Linked DNA regions of Homo sapiens: all the other regions are linked to region 1. A link is a loop called in an ENCODE intact Hi-C map of the cell type or tissue named here. Cell type or tissue: heart left ventricle. All regions are shown on one strand. Links, peaks and the distances in the headings refer to the core of each region. The heading gives the core; the rest is flanking DNA. Region 1 overlaps LOC105378379 (a long non-coding RNA gene). Region 2 has its middle 44 kb from the start of LINC00856. Region 3 has its middle 37 kb from the start of LINC00856.

Evidence for each region. Peaks named below come from ENCODE experiments on the same cell type or tissue, not always from the same donor. Only the 100,000 strongest peaks of a DNase experiment are listed, where the experiment ranks them.
Region 2: it touches region 1 in a loop (4-fold over the local background); 40 of 110 quality-filtered maps call a loop at or near these places.
Region 3: it touches region 1 in a loop (4-fold over the local background); 43 of 110 quality-filtered maps call a loop at or near these places.

Annotation. Positions count from the first base shown.
Region 1 is chr10:78,654,141-78,660,069 of GRCh38, reverse strand. LOC105378379 (a long non-coding RNA gene) reads left to right here. Exons shown (of 5, transcript XR_946100.2): 3 at 38-122. Among named protein-coding and RNA genes, the nearest start is that of LINC00595, 390 kb to the right of the region's middle. In heart left ventricle, for the core only: a CTCF peak has its summit at 2,309 (motif pointing right); a DNase peak (open chromatin) is centred at 2,319.
Region 2 is chr10:78,201,709-78,207,637 of GRCh38, reverse strand. No RefSeq gene overlaps it. Among named protein-coding and RNA genes, the nearest start is that of LINC00856, 44 kb to the left of the region's middle. RefSeq lists an enhancer at 3,877-4,376. In heart left ventricle, for the core only: no CTCF peak of the experiment used is centred there; a DNase peak (open chromatin) is centred at 3,277.
Region 3 is chr10:78,208,611-78,214,539 of GRCh38, reverse strand. No RefSeq gene overlaps it. Among named protein-coding and RNA genes, the nearest start is that of LINC00856, 37 kb to the left of the region's middle. RefSeq lists enhancers at 1-1,907, 1,947-2,503. In heart left ventricle, for the core only: CTCF peaks have their summits at 2,092 and 2,891 (motif pointing left); DNase peaks (open chromatin) are centred at 1,689, 1,951 and 2,189; H3K27ac peaks cover 726 bases.

The DNA of each region.
Region 1 (5,929 bases), core at 252-5,251:
CCACTGAGCTAAATTCATTTCTTTTACATTATTCCAGGCATATCTCTTACACTGTGAATGTTGTTAAGTTGTAGGAGAGAAAAGTGCTGTAAAGGAATAAGGATATCCCTGCATTTTACCAGGTAACTATGGGTAAGTCCCTACTCTGGCCTTCAGTTTCTCTAGAGGTTCAATGAATACCATGCATCTTTGGGTTGCTGAAGATTCAATGCTGTATGAAAAGCACCTGATACTGAGCAAGTTACTAGATTTCCCCCTTCCCACCCTGAAAAATAAGCATCATGCTTTACATAAATACTGCATGCAAATATTCTATATGCAATATGCAAATATTCAAGACATTTTTTACAATGTTGGGTTTTGTCCTTGTCCCTAAGGGAACATATTAATGCAAAGTAAAACACTCTGTTCAATTCTGCTGGTTTAGATGATGGCTCATTCTCCCAGGAAGCTCTATTTTATAACCTGGTGTTAAACTTCATTAAATACAAATACTCTGGAGTTTATCATCCTTTATAGGAACCTAAGCTTCAGAATTACAACATTTCAAAGTTTGGGCTCCCTTATGTTTTAGAAAAGTAGAAATAGACTCTACAAGGGGAAGTGACTTGTGAAAGGTTACCACATGAGCTAGAAGCAATTGCAACCCCAGGTAAGCTAGTCATGTCTAGCCTGGGGCCTTTTCTCCAAATCAGCAACTCCTCATTTCTTTTCTTGGAAACTTAAGCTCCAGCATGCTGAAGTGTTTGCTCTTGAATTCTCTTACCTCTGGAAACCAGGAAACTCGATGGATTTTTGTCTTCTCACTTATTTGAGAAGATGCAGTTTGTTGAAAAGAGAATATATGTCAACAATCTGAGTTGGGTGTTTTATGCCAAACAGAGGATTCAGCGTGTTTTATGCCAAACAGAGGATTCAGCATGTTTTAGTGGGATTTGAACTGGAGTCCAAGCTGGGCACAGTCCTCTCTCTTTCTGCAACTAATGAGAAAGGAAGTAAAACATGCTCGACTGTAGGCAAAAGTCTCCTTTCTGTTGTACACACAGGGGAACAGGTGCCAGGCCATGGCCCTGACAGTTATGCAAATCAGTTGTGCAGATTTTAAAAACAAAAACAAAGGTAAACTGACTCTATCTGAGCATAACATTTTATGCAACATGAGCATAAATAACAAGATTCTTCGCTTCTTACTCTCTGGTACTCACGCAGGTGACAGCTTCGGCAGCACTGTGGGCGGAGCCATAACAGACTGGAGCTTGTGGGTCCGGCTTCTAAAGTTGCTCCTCCTGTGACCTTGGACAAGTCACACTTCCTCCTGTCTGATACCTCATCTGCTCTGTGGGGGATGTAGCTGCTTGCCTTTTTATAAGAATTAAATGAAAGACTGGAACCAAACATTCACTCCAATATCTTATTGCTACTCCAGGGCAGGAACCAGGCTCAGTGCTGTAGATGAATGTGATGGTCCTTTGCCCACAAGGGACCCCCCCACCCCCGCTGTACTGGGCACTCTCACTCCAGATTCTGTAATAGGTGTGCTCATCACGAATCCCAGCAAAGTCCTTGCAAAAGAGCACAGATGTGCAATGCAGGCATTTGCGATTCACTGAGATGAGGTGTTTGTTCGTTCTGGGCCCACATCAGAGACCTGGGTTTTGCAGCCATTGTGTTCTGGGGTCCATGAGCTGAAGAAGGGATTCTGTGAGTGATAGTCTGGTTTGCTTGAGCAAAGATCTGAGAATCTGCCAGGTAAGGTTTCAGACAGATTCCTGAAACTATTTTTAAGAAGAAGCTACTCTAGTAGTAAATGCTAAGTGAGTGTGTCTCCAGTGGGCAGGTCCTGGGATTGGCCTCCAAATGTGACAAGGAGACTTCAAGAGGCTATCAGGGGACATGGTGTTACAGTTAACATAAGCAGTACAGTGTTAGAGGATCTTGAAAGGCCCGGGCCTCCTCACTTCTATGGTGACACCAGAGAAGGCAACCAGGTTTAGACATCTCAGAGATCAAATGGTTCTATAATCACCCCCAAAAGGTGGCTAGAATGTTTTCTTCCAACCTGGAAAGTAAAATCCTAAATTCAGAAAAGACACCCCCCCCACCCCCCACCCCCACCCAGAGGCATCAGAACAGAAGGCTTGGGATGGGCTGTAGATGTCATCTGGACCATGTCTAATGTTCCAGGTGAGGAAACTGAGGAAGGAGGACTTGCAAGAGGACACACAGAGAGTTAGTAGCAGGGCTGGTTCTGAAACCCGACAAGCTGGAGAGAGTCAACCCCTGGAGATTGAGCTCTCTGAACACCAGCCAGTAGGGGGAGCTCCGTCTCACGGGTGGTGCTCAGTGTCTCCTGGCAGGGGACAGAGTGCCCTGGTTAGAAAGTGGGTTGAAGGCGCATCTGTAAATCCAAGGCTGACAGAGGAGGCCCTGTTGTCCTATATTTCTCCTCTGTAAAAGCCCCTGCCCACCCACCCCAACGAGTTCCTCCTGGGTCCCTGGGAACCATGAAAATTGTCCTGTCCAAGTTGAAGGCATAGAAGTGCCTCCTGAAACTTGTGAGTTTGTTACTCTCGGCTGGAACAATGATGGAGCATTACCTGTCTAAGCACTCTCAGGGAGAGCATTGGCAGAGTGGCTTCCGGGTTACGGGGAGGTGGAATTCAGAGTGGGCATAGGAGGGCATTTTTAACCAGAGAAACGTGTCCATTCACCTTTGCAGACATTTACTGAGCACCTACTATGTGCCGGGCACAGGACTTTCACCATCCCAGACAGCTAATCAATGCCACGGCGGACAACCTTCCTTCTGAATGTCAGCCGCCCAATCCTGGGCTTTGTGCTGGCTCTCTTTCTTCCTCACTCTCTTTCTTTCTTTCTTAAGCCACCAACAAAACTCTGACCTCTCCCCACACACACAATGCAGGCAGTCACTCATGCATTAACAACCACCAGGCCCCAAAGGTCGTTTCTATGACAACCCCGGGGTCCTTAATGACCCTGGCAGGCCAATGATTTTGTTTTGTTTGAGAGTGAAGGAATAATAAGTCAGTCCAACTCGCTCGGGCGCTCGCCTCTCTCCCCGTCGCCCCCCTCCGCCGCCTCCGCTGATATACTGTTCATTATCTGGCTGCTGCATCAGCTCCAGAGACGGGGCGGCAGCCAGCTCTGAAAGACAAGAGCCTGGCTGCAGACAAAGAGCTGTAAAGGACCGAGTGTGCCCTGCATCCAGGGCTGCCCGGGGTTCATTAATTCCATTGCCCGCTAGAAAGGAGAGTGGGAGCAAGGGCCCTGGGGTCCTTGGTTCCTAGAGTCCAATGGCACCAGCATGAACCCCAAATCACCGTGCAACTCTTCAGAAAGAAGCGTGTGTAGGGCCCTGTTGGGAGACCTCTCTACCCAGGAGGTGTGCCCAACTCGCCGCCAGCCAGCACAGCTCCCGAAGGCGAGACGTATCATTTTAATGATGGGTTGAACAAGGCAATTAATGTGCAGCCCCACCAGCTTCCATATGGATCATCAGTAACTCGGGAGGCTGGGCCTGATCACCCAGACAAAGGAGGGCAGCATGGCGTCCCAGCTGATTCCCGTCCACTGGCTCCGGTGGGGCGTTGCCCTCTGGGTTCTCCAGTTCCGGATTTCTGGTTCTACCCTGAGAAACTTCCTGGGGAGGAAGCTTTCATTGTCTTCTGATCTTGGGGCAAATAGGCCTCCAGCTTGTCACATTAATTTTCAAACGCGATGTTCGGCAGCGTGGGATTTTGCTAGCAGACACTTGGAATTATTTTTGTTGTGTGTGCACAACTGAAATCCCCTAGAATAAGTCATTATCCTCTTTAAAAAAAAAAAAAATCAGCTCCTACTGGCTGCCTGGTGGCCCAATCAGCTGACTCATTTTCCATCTTTCCCTGAAGTAATTAGCGTTTTCATTTTTCCCAACCTGCCTATTAGATAAACTCCAGGATCCCATTCAGTGGAAGCACATTTTTGTGAGTTGACTTGCCTCAGCCTCTCCCCAAGAAACAAAAGAAGAAATCTGGAGAAAGGCACAAAGAGATGTGTGATTTAGGCTCCTGTTCTCTGACATGGACTGTTTATTAATCAAGGAGATCGATAAAGGGGGGTGTGCTGTGGCCAGGGTAGGGGGGCACCGTGGGTGGACACCAGCATCAGCTGTTGACCCTAGCACAATAATGGAAAAGGGTATTTGGTCATTCAGTAAACAGTTACTGAGCACAAACCCTGGGGTGCAGAAACACAGTGCTGCTTTTAACAGTGGCAGCACCCGCTCATCCCATGCCCTCTCTAGGGTTCATTTCTCCTCTGTTGAGTGAGGGGCTGGCTCTAGATGAGAAGTGGAAAACTCTGGGGTTGCATGGGCCAGGAGACAGTGTCAATGGGGGTGTGCAGTGGGCCTGGGCATGAGGACTTGGGCAGGCTGGAGGGCATTGAAACTGTCTAAAATGGGCAGCCACAGGTCAGCTCCAGCACTTGCTGTGTTCCAGCATGTAAGGGCAGGATGGCCACATCTCCTGAGGGTTTCAAGAGAAGACAGAATTTGGAATTATTAAAACGTGAAATCTGCACATTTTTAGATGTTTTCAAGTAAATCTAATTTTTTAGAAGATTATGCTGGTCAAAGAAACACATTTGGATGAAGCAAGTGGTGCCAGGACCACCAGTTAGTTGCTGTGCTCTAGACTTTTGTGATTTCAAGTGCAGTTGAGTGAGCAGGTATAGCAGCAGCTGCTGGAAGCTTGCGAGGCATGAGGATTCTCAGACCTTGCCCCAGATCCCCTAAATCATAAACTGGATTCTCCCTATGCATGTTAAAGTTTGGGAGGCAATGCAGTGAACACTCAAGGTCTTTGAAATGGGCTGCGACAACTCTAGCATTTTCTCTGAGTACGGATTTGCTCACTGTACCTCCTGTGCACACCTTTCATTGCAATCCAGGTAAGAAAAAAGTCCCATCAGAGTATGAGAGACCAAAGTGTGTGGGCTCAGCCAAGGGGCCCTGGGGGCTTGTCTGTTCGAACCTCTTCCTCAGCAAGGGGAGAATTCAGCTGTCCAGTACAGAGAGCTGTTTATTCTCTTCTCCAGGAATGGGGCTGCTGAGTCTCATCATAAATGTAATATTTTTCCTTTCCTCATTTCCTATAATTTGCAGTCATTGGCACAACTGACCATGATTCTTTCCTGAAATTCCCTCCTCCATTGGGTCCTTCCTCCAATGGTCCCTGAACATTATCCTGGTTTGTAGCCCAATTATTCTAAAGACTTTAGTCTCCTCTTATGTTTCTCCTTCCTTCTCTAACATTCTAAATGCAGGCTGTTCCCAGATCTTCTGCTGTCTTTTTCTGTCTCCATCACAAGAGTGTTCCTCTAAGCACTTGGACTTCCAGATCCACTCTCTTGGCTTCCATCTCTCTGAGAGGCAGTGGTACTTTTCAACTGCTTGGTCCCACTTCAGGCTGAAATAATCAAGAAGGAAAACATCACCCTTGCCCTAGAGCTCATTCTACTCCTGGTTGCATGCTCACTTTTAGTAGCCTCATCACTCAGGTTCCAGACTGGACAACAGCCAGGCATAACAGAAGGAAGTGAAGTCTTTGCCTGGTGCCGACCATTCAGCCTAAGTTTCACGTGGACTACTCTAGGAGTAAGTGATCTACAAATTGACAAGTCAGCAAGTTGATTTTATGAGCTTACCTTGTTTTCAACTCTCTTATTATTAACATTTATTTTCCACCTTTCTCTGGTCCAAATCCAAAAGTTGCCAAATGTAGTTGATCTGACCTCCTGGATCTCTCTTGCCACATGCCACCTCTGTTGCCCTACACTGCATCCTCACCTGCGTTGCTGCAATCACTTCTAGGGTTGAGCCTTTCCAGGGACCTCCAGGTTACTCAGCCCAAGGAATAGTGCTAAA
Region 2 (5,929 bases), core at 353-5,352, 450 kb after region 1:
AGGAAAGGCAGTAAATAGGGAATTTGACTGCAGTCCCCATAACTGCTGTTTACTGTAAGGAGTGGGGAGGAGGGGCCATGGAGAAAAATTAGCGCGTGGAGACCATGTTTGTTTTTAGCCACTTTAGCAACTTAACTTTGCATGGCTCTGTCTTCTCCCAGATCTGAGTGCAACAATTTCTCCCCGAAAGGGACATGGCTCCTTGTGGGGTGGGTATTTTTGGTTTCTTCTAGCCTGGTTTCAGATAGCTGGGCTTTCGTTTTACTGTGCATATCACAATCGTTGTGGTTTTGCTTTTGAGAGAGAAGTAATAGAAAAAATAGTTAATCACCCATTCATAATCTCTTAAACATTATTTTTAAGCTGATAGTAGCAAAACAAAATGCAATCTTTCTAACATCTTCAAGCAATTACTTGTCATTTTTCTGGTTTTCATAATAAAAGGAAATTAGTTTGGGGGAGGTGGAGTGGGGGACAAACTCCTGACTTTGAGTTTTGGGAAGATGAAGAACAGACTTAGAGTAAATCCTACCCGGGTTTTCCTGATGAAAATGAAAGCAGGAGCCAAGCAAGGGCAAGGGGTGCAATTGGGGGATGGGGCTTCTCCTGGCCCTACCCCTGACAATATGATATAATTCAGAGCTGCCTCTGCCTGAAGAAATTTGGGGAACATACAGACCTCTCTCATCTACCCCAACAAAGCTCAATAAATGAAGAGTCACAGCCAGAGCCAAATTTAGGTCCTCTGAGCATCCGCCATGAGGGATGAATTCACCGTGAGGGGTGAATCTACGGATGGATGGATGGATGGGTGGGTGGATGGATGGATGGATGGATGGGTGGATGGGTGGATGGGTGGATGGGTGGATGGGTGGGTGGGTGGGTGGATGTGTGGATGGATGAGTGGGTAGATGGATGGGTGGGTGGGCGTATGGGTGGATGGGTGGGTGGGTGGGCATATGGGTGGATAGGTGGGTGGATGGGTGGATGGATGGATGAAAATAACCACTGTTTCTTGAGATTTCTTCCATGCTGAGTAAGACGTCTCAAAGTCTAAGTGTGGAAGAACCAGTTTGTTTCATTTCCAATCAGTTTATTTTCCAATTTGTTGGAAATGCTTTCATGAAATAAGCTAAAATGTCACCATCTTGTCAAGCTGCTGTACAAGTATTCTCACTCTCCATTTCTATTATGACCAGTCTGCGGATGGCACCAGTCCTGGGCCCCACTTGGAACAGAACTGTTCTCAGGCTGGCTGCTAGGCACATCACACACATTCATTCACCGTCTTGCAGTCACTCTCTCAGATGGGTGCTTTTATACCCACTTTCTGGATGGGAAACCTGAGGCTCAGGGAGAGTTTGTGAGTTGCCCAAATTCCAAAGCTGATGGCTATAGAGCTAAACTTTAAATTCAGATCTCTTGGGCTCCAAACCTGTATAGTTTCCTGATGCTGGGCTCTAGAACCAGTCTCAAAGGACATGTAGTGGAGGGATGCCCTCCCAGTTGGAACCTAGGGAGGGTTCCTCCAAGGCCTCGGGTCAGGAGCTAGGAGGGGAAGGAGATGCTTGGTGGAGGTCAGGCACCCAAAAAAACAGAAGCAGGAGTGCAGTGGGAGGTTCAGAGAGCCATGGGCCAAGCTAGAGCTGGGCAGGGAGAGGAGATGGAGGGAGCCTGGCCCTGTGGCTACTCTCTGGGGAAGCAGGGTGAGAAGCAGCCCTTGGCCCAGAGCAGAATGATGAGAAAAGTCGGCCACCCAGCTCTCTGCACCTTGATCTTCACTCTAGAGCCTGGGCTTCCCATTTTGTAGAGCAGTGACTGGCATTTTTTAAAAAATGTAAATCTGCCAGAAGACACTCCCATCAGGGTATTTCTTCCTTTAAAAGAGTTTAAGGGACTAGAGGGGTCAGAGCACTCTCATTTCCTGCTGAGCTGCTTCTGTGAAGCTTTGAACACCAAGGATGGAGGGCACAGGGCCGGATGTTCAGAGAGGCCCAGAATGAAAGGGAGGATCAGACAGGGCCATGCCAGCTGCCGTAGCTGGGCCTGGCCGTGCTCTCTGGGGCCGTGCTCTCTGGGGCAAGGCTCACTTGGAGGTACAGAGGCCTCAAACTAGGCCCACATACAGAATCAGGCCTGGGAAATGAGAGTTAACATCTCACTGTGTGTCCTAGGGACCACCTGCCCAGCTCTGTCGTTCAAGATTCTATAGGGAGAGGCTCCACAGATCCTGAGAGCAGGGCCTTCCACTCCCACTCCCACGCCCACCCACATCCTGACACCCAGGAAATTGCCCTGGTCTGAAAGTCCAGAAATCACTCCCATTGTCTCATCTTAGAGTAGTTCCATAGGCAGTGAGGCTGCTCTGCCAGGCTCTATGCTGTGGTTGGGGTGAGGCCCCTCAGACCAGGCCTGGTACTAGAGTAGGTGAGACACAGGTGCCTTAAGAGAGGAAAGCCAGTGTTACGGGTGCCCAGAGGACTCTAACCCAGCTGGAGAGAGGGATGGTCAGGGACGGCTTCCTGGAGGAAGGTGGAGTGGGGGAAGCAGGCCTACCTGAAGCTAGCCTTTCCTAGGGGAAGGAGGAAGGGTTGCATTTTAGGTACACACACACACACACACACACACACACACACACACACTACCACCACCACCACAACCACCACAACTTTGAATGAAAGTCTCCTTTTTCTTCTCCTGGTGAAGAGAAAAAGAATAATTTTCATAACTTTTTGGAGCTGTAGACTAAGCCCTTTACTTCCCAAGTAGGGAAACTGAGGCTCAGAGAGATGAGGTGCTGCACCCACGGTCACACAGCAAGCAGGGCGTGGGGCCAGAAGTCTCCCCGCCACTGTGATTCAAGTTGTGCCTCCCCAGCCAGGCATTACCACGCAGAAGGGAGAGAAAGGCCTCTGGAGGAAGTGGAGGCACGGCTCCCCCTCCCCTGGCTGTTCCCAGGAGAGAAGGAGCTGGGGGAGCAGCCAGTCCTGCGTGGTCCCCAGGGAGCATATTTGCCAAGTGAGACAGCAGGGAGGCAGAGCAGAAGCAGCAGTCACAATATTAAGGTCCCTCACGGTAAACAGGAGCTCTGTTGTTCCAACATCCCCTGCCACTCACCTGCCCCTCCCAGAACCACCCCTGGTGGGGAGAAGGGCTCTACCTCCTCCCACTGGGCTCTCCTTCCCCCTCCAGAAATCCCAGCACATACATAGCTCCCTCCTCAAGAGCTGGCAGCTCTGAGGCCTCAGAGGTGGGAGGGAGATGGGTGGGCAGACTGGCTGGACTTTGGCATTGGGCCCAGCCGCTCTACCCAGGATACCCCACTTCCTTATCTGCTCTGTAGCCTTGGGAGAGTTGGTGACCACAGCAACAATAATAACAATAATGACAGCAAACACTCACACAGGCCTTAGGGGAAGCTGGGCACCCATCCTAAGCAATCTCAGATGTGGATTCACATGATCTCCACTACAACCCGGCCAAGCAAAGGCTGACAACATCCCCACTGCACAGAGGAGGACACTGAGGCTCAGAGAGGGGAAGATACTTGCCCCAGGTCACAGAGCTGGGGAGTGGCAGAGCTGGGAATTGAACCCAGGCATTTCTCCTCTCTTAGCCTTGGCTGTGAGGCTGGGGAGGTAAAGAGCCTGATCCAGACACTCTACACCCTCCGGGGTACTGAGGCAGGGAGAGACAGTCACAGCTGTGCCAGGAACAGAGAGAAGTGGAGGGCCCGGATGGTGGGGCAGCCTGCAGATGGGACCCTGCAGAGGAAGGGCCTGGGCTGTAGGGCACCCAGAGGAAAGAGCGTGAATCCAGAGGGATTCTGAGACACAGGCCAGGTCAGGGGGCAAACAGGGGGTCTCCGATTCAGAGCGACAGCGAGAGGGCATTTCAGGCACAAGTGACAGCAAAGGCTTGGAGATGGAATGTTCCATCGCACAGAATGCTTTATCTTTGGATAAAGCATTATCCAAATGAGGGCCAGGTGCTAGGATGCCAGGATGGGGGCAATGACGCTGAAGAGGTAATGAAAGTACTGGCCATACTTCCAGAACATGCACAGGGCAGGTGCTGGACAGGTACTGGGTAACCGGCACAGCGTTACCCAGCCCTCATCACAGACTAGGGTGGAGAATGGATTCTCACCCATCTTTCAGGGAGAAGCTCCAAGCTCAGAGAGGTGAGTGCCTCGCCCCAGGCCAGCTGCAGAGCTGGTCAGGGTAGAGCAGGGTTTGGGTCCAGGCGATCAAGCCCCAGTCCTGCTCTCTCTTCCGCACTATCCCATCCCCACACCAAGGGCAGCACCGAAGAACATAGGTTGGAGAAGCAGAAACCGAGGTGCAGAGGAAAGGAAGGGGCGAGGACAAGGGCACAGCAACATGAGGCCACACCAGGACTCAGTCCCTGCTCCGGCCTCCCATCTTGGGAAAAGGGGTAGGGCTCCCTAGAGGCCCACTGTGGTCCATGTGCCAGTGTGAGGTGATGGGGAGGGTGCGGGGAGCAGGCCAGTCACAAGCAGCTGGGCCCACTGTTAATGTCATTCCTGGGGTGATGATGAGTGATGCAAAGACCCAGGCAGTGGCTTGAAAAGATGATCCCATCCCTGCAGAACTGCCCCTGTAGGGAGAGAAAGGGTCCCTGTCCCATGTCAAGCAGGGAAGCTGTATCATTCATTCAGCTGACATTGTCTGAGGCCCTGCTCTGAGCTGGCCCTGGGCCCACCAGCTATGCAGCCTTATCCAAGCTCTTCCCCTCTCTGGGCTTCATGAAAGGGCTGGACCAGATCCTCTCATTGATGCATACATATGTGCATTCTCTCCTTCCTTCATTCATTCACCAAGGGCAATATGGACCACAAAACCCAGGCCCTACTCTCAAGATACCCAAGGCTCCCTTTCAGCACCAAGAGTTCAGGTTTCCCAGTGCACTGAATACAGCCCAGCCTGCAGGTCCAGAGACAGAGACCTGGGTTTCTGTTCTGCCTGCCCTTGACTTCCCACATGACCTTGTTTTATTCTCACATTCCACAGACATTTACTGCACGCCTATTACGTGCCAGTCCTGGGCCCTGGGGCAAGCGTTAGTCCACAGAACAGTCACAGGTCCTGCCTTCCAAGAGCCTTCGCTGACTGGGGAGACAGACTACACAAAAAGAAACAAGTAGCCTCCCTGCTGAACCTCAGTTTCCCCAACCTTACAGTGAAATAATGTCAGGTGGGGCTGATGAAGCATGTACTATGTGGCAGAACAAGATGACACCAGCAGCCAGTGACCCTCTATGCCTCTAACTTGATGTGGAACCTCAGGAAAGACCCTTCACTCCTCTGGACTGCGGTTTTCTTATCTGGCAAAATGCGCATGTTGCATTTCTGTATCCAGCTAAAAAATATGTCATCTATTCTTCATCACCTAAAAGCAAACATGGATTTGAGTACAGGAGGTCTGAACCCTGCCCACAAACTCTTTCATTGATCCCTCCAGTCTCATCTCAGCTGCTCATCTGTGATCCCCAAATCTGAGCCCTCACTACTCCCTCTGATCACTCCTGCCTCTGGACGTTCATGCATGCTGGTTTTCCCAGCCGGAATGCCCGTCCTTCAGCTCTTTTCTCTGCCTGGGTGATCCTTTAAGGTCCAGCTCCGAGGCAACCTCCTCAGTTAACTTTCCCAGCTCCCACTTTACCCCAGACAGAAAGAGATTCCTCCCTGGTGGTTGGTCAATTTGTTTTCGCTTATTTTGAAATAAAAGTTTTAAAAATGCCTATGATAAAAATTTTGAACTGTTCATAAAGATGTAAAATAAAAAGATCTCTCCTTCCAAACCTCTCTCAATAACAAAACTATCTCCTGCTAATATTTTGTGTTCTTCCAGAATATAAAGACATATATGTGCATATACAGTAATAATAACAGCCAAAGAGGTCTTA
Region 3 (5,929 bases), core at 402-5,401, 450 kb after region 1:
TGAAGCCCTTTCATCACAGAGATCCTCGTGGGACTGCCATTCTGGTTAACACACTCTAGGAAAAGGGTTTTGAAAAAGCCAGGAACATCATGGCATTATCGCTTTAGGACGTTGGTCTAAAGGGCTGCTGGAGGTCGTGGCAGCTGCAGTGCAGGGCAAGGTGAGACGGGGAGGAGAGGTGCAGGCAGTGGGCAGACCTGGAGGTGGAACAATGGCAGGCCCAGGACAGGCAGAGGGACCTGGAAGAGTCCGAAGAGCCACAGTGACGCTACATGGGACCATGTGCCTTTTCCAAGCCTCAGTTTCCCCTCCTGTGGAATGGGATGGCCTCTTTTCACAAGACAGTTGGGAGGACCCTTGAGTCTGTGTGAGTGGAAAAGTCTGGAAAGCTGGAAAGAGTCCGGAGCTCTTCTATCAACATTCAGAGGAATGGAGGCTGGCGATGGAGTGGTCGGATTAGGACAGAAAGACCAACGATGGATTCAGGAGAGAGCAAGCAGCATGAGGCTGGAAGCCCCCAGTACCTCTATTTCCCTTCTGCTGCCTCATATTTGCATTGTTTCTTCCTCTCCAGCCCCTCTGACCCTTCCTCCAACAATGCAGAGCCTCAGAGAAAACAGTGTGCAATTGGAGGGAGACTGCTTGTCTTCCAGGCCGGCTCCAGCAATGCCATGCTGTACATCTCTGAGCCAGTCCCTCGACTTCTCTGAGACTCAGTTTCCTCATCTGTGAAAGGAAGAGAAGGGCGATGATAGTAACAACGCATTTGAGGTCTCTCCAGGTGCTGGGCTGAGTTCTTGCTTTATGACAACTCAATGAAACAGGAACTATTACCACTCCTGTTCAACACGTGGAAACTGAGGTGCTGAGAAGTGAAGGGAGTTGCCCAGGGTGACACAGGGGGTGATGAAGCCAGGACAGGCCCACTGCAGATGGCTGTTGGGAGGGCTGGATGAAATGGTGGAGAAGAAACATTCTTAAGACTGGCATTTGCTTGTCATCTTATAATGCCATTAAGATGGTGTAGCAGATTGCACTTTCCAAAGATGCCCACCACACCATCACCCATCCCACAGGCTTTTTGGCAATATGACCTTCCCCTCCTCTATAAAGAAGTGGGTTCTATTTCTCTGCCCTCTTGAATTTGGGTGGGTCATGATGATTTTTTCCAAAAGAATAGGAGGAAGAGACCTTGTGCCAGTCCAAGCCTTAGCCCTTAACTAGCCTGACAGCCTCCACTGGCAGTGTCCTGGGAGCTAGCTGCTACATAAAAAGAATCACTACCCTGAGCCCACACTGCTGGGAGAGGCCCAAGCCACGTGGAGAGGCCCTGGAGGATGAGATGCTGCAAGAAGAGAGGCAAAGACCCCAAGAAGCCAGCCTTAGCCACCACATGAGAGACCCAGGTGAGTCCCAGACAACCCAGAGAGCAGAGCAAAAGAAGAAGACATTGCTCGAAGCCCCTCTCTTCTGGTATGGTTGTTACACAGCAGTAGAGAACCAGTCAGATGCGGCCCTCTTTCCACTTTCAGCTCTAAGGCAGAAGGTCGCCACAAAGAGATGAGGAAGAGGAAAGAAGAGGGGTGGAGGGGTGGAGTCAGGACTGCAAGGAGCTGAGGCAGGGAGCTGCCCTCTGCCTCTGCCTCTGCCTCTGGGCCCCAGCCTCGGAATCAGCCCAGCTTACAGCCCTCAGACAGTGGCCAGCCCATGACTTACGATGGGGCGCAGGTCAGGCTACCGGCCCCTCTGGGCTGCCATCTCCTCTCCAGTTACGTGGGGAGCTGTGGGCTGCCCTCCCCTCTCCTGTTATGTGGGGAGCTGTGGGCTGCCCTCCCCTCTCCTGTTATGTGGGGAGCTGTGGCCTGCCCTCCCCTCTCCTGTTATGTTGGGAGCTGGATGGAGTCGACGACCCCTGAGGGCCACTGCAGCTCTTGCATGCTGGATCTCCACTGCTGGGGGGCGGGGCAGGGGGGCGGTCATTCTGGCTGTGGTTCTATCCAGCAGAGCCAGGAAACACTAGGGCTGGTCAGACCCCAGAGCCCTCAGGACATCCCCACCCCTGGGTCTTCATACCCCTAGAGAGGCCAACACCACAGGCCTGAGGGCCAGCAAGTCCAGCCCAGCCAGACAGTGGAGCTGGAGAGCAGAAGGCCACACCTGCTGACTCTCACCCAGACACACTGTGGCCCTGAGCCTACTGGGCCCATGCCAGGACAGGCCCTTTACACAGAAGAGCCTATTTAATCCTCACAGTCATCCGGAGTGCCAGATAATGCTATTATCTCATTTCTCAGATGAAGAGTCTGAGGCTCAGAGACTTCAGCAAAATCACACCACTGCAGTGTGAAGCCAGAATTGAAACCTGGAGGCCTAATTCCATGACTCTCCCTCCCCTCCACTGTGCTTCCGCTGGTGGGTACATCCGCAGACACAAACACACCACCCTGCTCCCCACACAGCCCGACCTGCCCTGCTCGCTCACACACATACTTTCATGTGTGATGGTGCATACGTGTAGACACATCCCATGCTGGTACACACCAGTTCATACGGAAACCCACATTCACACAGGTTGTGTGTGTCGCACACAGACACTCCCATCCCTACACATGTAGACCCAGGCACCCAGGGCCCTGACATTTGCTCACACATACACCCCTACACTCCAGCCCCACAGGCTCAGGTGCAGACATCTGTGTGCATACATCCTCATCACACACGTACACACACAAACACTGCACCTTGTTTAATGATGCCCAGGAAATGAGAGTCATTATTTTTATTTTTTTAAAAAAAAGAGCCTCTCAAATGCCAATAGATTCCAGCATGTTTTTTCAGTGCTAAAAGGTTTTACAAGCAAAAGTCACCCAACAGTGCCACCTGCTGAAGGCTGGCTATTCTCTCCCGTCCTGCCTGTTCCATCCTTAGTAGGGTGAAACCTGTCCTCAGTTTCCCCCAAAGCGCTCAGGACTTGGGAGCTGGGTGGGGGAAGCTGGGGGAGAAAGTGGGTGCAGGTGGACAGAGGAGAGGTTATACCGAGGCAGGGGAACACATGGAGAAGGACTTCCAGAGCAGGCAAGGAGAGGAAGATGAAAGAGAGAGGCCTGCAGGGAGACAGAGAGGCCAGGCAGGGAGCTGAGAGAAAACCATGGGACTCAGAGAATAAGAGAGAGAGCACAGATAGAAAAGACTGGGAGGGAAAGTCTGGCATGCAGATGGGAGAGAGGGGAGGGAGGATGAAAGAGACCCGAGGAAGGACTAGAGGGGCAGCCAGAAATGGCGGAGAGCCCTCCCCAACGTCGGCCCCCTGGACCCACAAGGGGCACGAGCCTGGCAGCTGGCCCTCCCTCCCTCCAGGGGTGCCTCTACTGCAGGGGCCTGAGGCTGCAGTGTTTTCCTGGAGGTGGGGATGCCCCAATGCCCCCCTCAGCCCTCCAAAATGTTTGTCAAGCAGCCCCTGTCCCTAAGGGGCTCAGCTCCCCGCCACACACCCTGCCAGCAGGTCAGGATGAGGCAACTGTCAACAGGAAAGGGCTCTTACCTGAAGTATCTGGCTTCTTAGGTGCGAGTGACATCCAGAGAGAGGATTTGTTCAAGGCCACACAGAAAATTAGGAAGAGTCAGCCCTAGAAACTTCAGGGGCCCACGCACGGGCCTCCACCCCTGTGTCAACTGAGATGACAACCCTCTTCTTTCTTGATAGAATCATGGAGGAAAGAGAGATTTGAATCTGCATTCAGTGGTTCCAGACCACAGGAGAGTAGGGGATTAACCACAAGGCCCCAGGGGGAGACCGAGGCCACATTCTTGAGTCACCATGTCAGTACCCACCCCTCTGGAGTCAGGTGGATCAGAGCAGGACAATCATCAGTCCAAGAGAAAACCACTGACCTTCAACTCATGAGACATTGGCGCTGAAAGCTCCCACTGATCCCTTCCCGTGGGGACACTGAGCCTAGGGGAGTGGGGCATGCTGGGGTGAAGCAGAGGGCCTGAGCAGAGGGCATGAGAACCCCCCACCCTCCCAAGCCAGCTGCCCACACAAACCTCTTGACACTGATGGAGCCAACTCCTCAAAATCCTGAGGTCTGGGCTCCCTAGAAGGTGGCAACTTTGGGGGCTTCATCCTTCCCTTCTGAGGCCTAAATTCTGGTCCTCTTCTCTCTCCCAAGGGGACACTTCCTCCAACAGAAAGGACCCTGGCAGGGAAAGTCTTGGGGTAATTTTTCTTTTTTATGAAACCCCCTGATATCTCCCGTAGCTCAGCTGGAGTCACAAGGAGGCACCTCTCTCACCTTTGTAGAAACACACAGGGCTGCAGAAAGCTGGCTGACTACACAATGCAGAGCAGGTGCCGGCTTGCATCTCATTTACATATGTTTGCATATGCTTTCTTACTTCTCAAAATACCAGGAAACTATCCTCCATTCTCCATCCTATAGCTTCTTGGCATTTACAGTCTCTCCTGACTTACACGGGGTATCTCAATGCTGTGGACTTCCATTTGCTTAGCTAGAGAAGGACTTGGATTATAAATCCAACAGACTCTAAACTCCTTAAAAGCGGCATCCTGGTGCCAACCTGCCCCCTTCCCTCCTCCCAGGCCAGACCATTCACCCCCTCACTAAACATACCCTGTTCTTCTGTGCCAAAAAGAATTGGCTGATGCTGTTCCCCCTGCCTGAAAGACCCTTTCCTCTCCTTCTCTACCTGAAAAGCTCGTATTCAGACATCAAGACTCAGTTCAAATGGAACTTCTGCAAAACTACGGCATGTGAGTTTCTCTATTTTCTCCAGCACCTCCAAGCAGAACAATCACTTCTCAGTGGGCCCCAGCACTTTGGCTCATTAACAGCCAACAACTAAAGGGAAAATTTATTATACCACAAAATGATATTGAATAATACAGCACATGTATTTCCTCTTAGACTGTGAATTTGTTGAGGGCAGGAACCATGGGAGACGCAGCCATCACTGCATAGCCTATAGCTCCCAGCTCTGGGAAAATGACTGCGTAATCATTGTTTGATGAATGGATGAATGAATGATTCTCTCCATGGTCTTTATGCTCACAGATTCTGTGATTCTTCCTCCTTCATGGCTAGCTCAGACTAGGTTAAAGAGCAGTGATATTCTACTCAATATTTTACAACTTGAAATAACACAGACAGAGGGTCCATGTGGACCCTGTCTGCTTTCGAGCACCAGCGCTTCACAAACAAAACCCCAATCAGGTTCTGCAACCCCAGGTGGGGCCTTGGGCCCAGAGGTGAGGGAGGCAATGGGGCCAAGGCTGCTGTTTAGGAAACAAATAACCAAGTGGGGAAATTTACAGTCAGATAATTGGCAGCTCTGGTGCACAGTCAAATGCAGTAAATTAAGTGTTTTCCTGTAAATCAAGTTTATGATTTGCACTGGAGATGTAATTGTTAAAACTGTTCATTTTACCCGCAAATAGCAGTTGAAAGAAACCAATTTAGGAGTGACAGATTGGTTTTTGATTCTAACTGTAGTGCTAAAACAGTTAATTTTAATAACATCCTTTGGACAGGAGTCTGCTTGTTACTTAATATCATAGTCAACAATTTGAAAACTGCATGTTCAGCCACTGCTGCTTCCGCTAAAAATTAATCCCATTTTTCCCCTGAATGGAGGTATTTCTCAGCAGGAAGCAGTATGTCCATGCAGAAGGACTTTCCTCATTTACAGGGTTACAACCCTTCCACTCTGGGGAAGGGAGGCCACAAGAAGGTGAGGTATAGGCTAAAAGGAAACAGGTCCTGGAATGTTGAGGCCAATGGGGACCCTCCCTAATGTAGGAAACCCTTCAATGGCAAAGGGGATCACAATCTGAAGCTCCTGCCTGCACACTTCCATTGGCCAGGATGCCTCCTCTCCCCTGGGGTTCTACCCAGCTCTGAACCCTGAA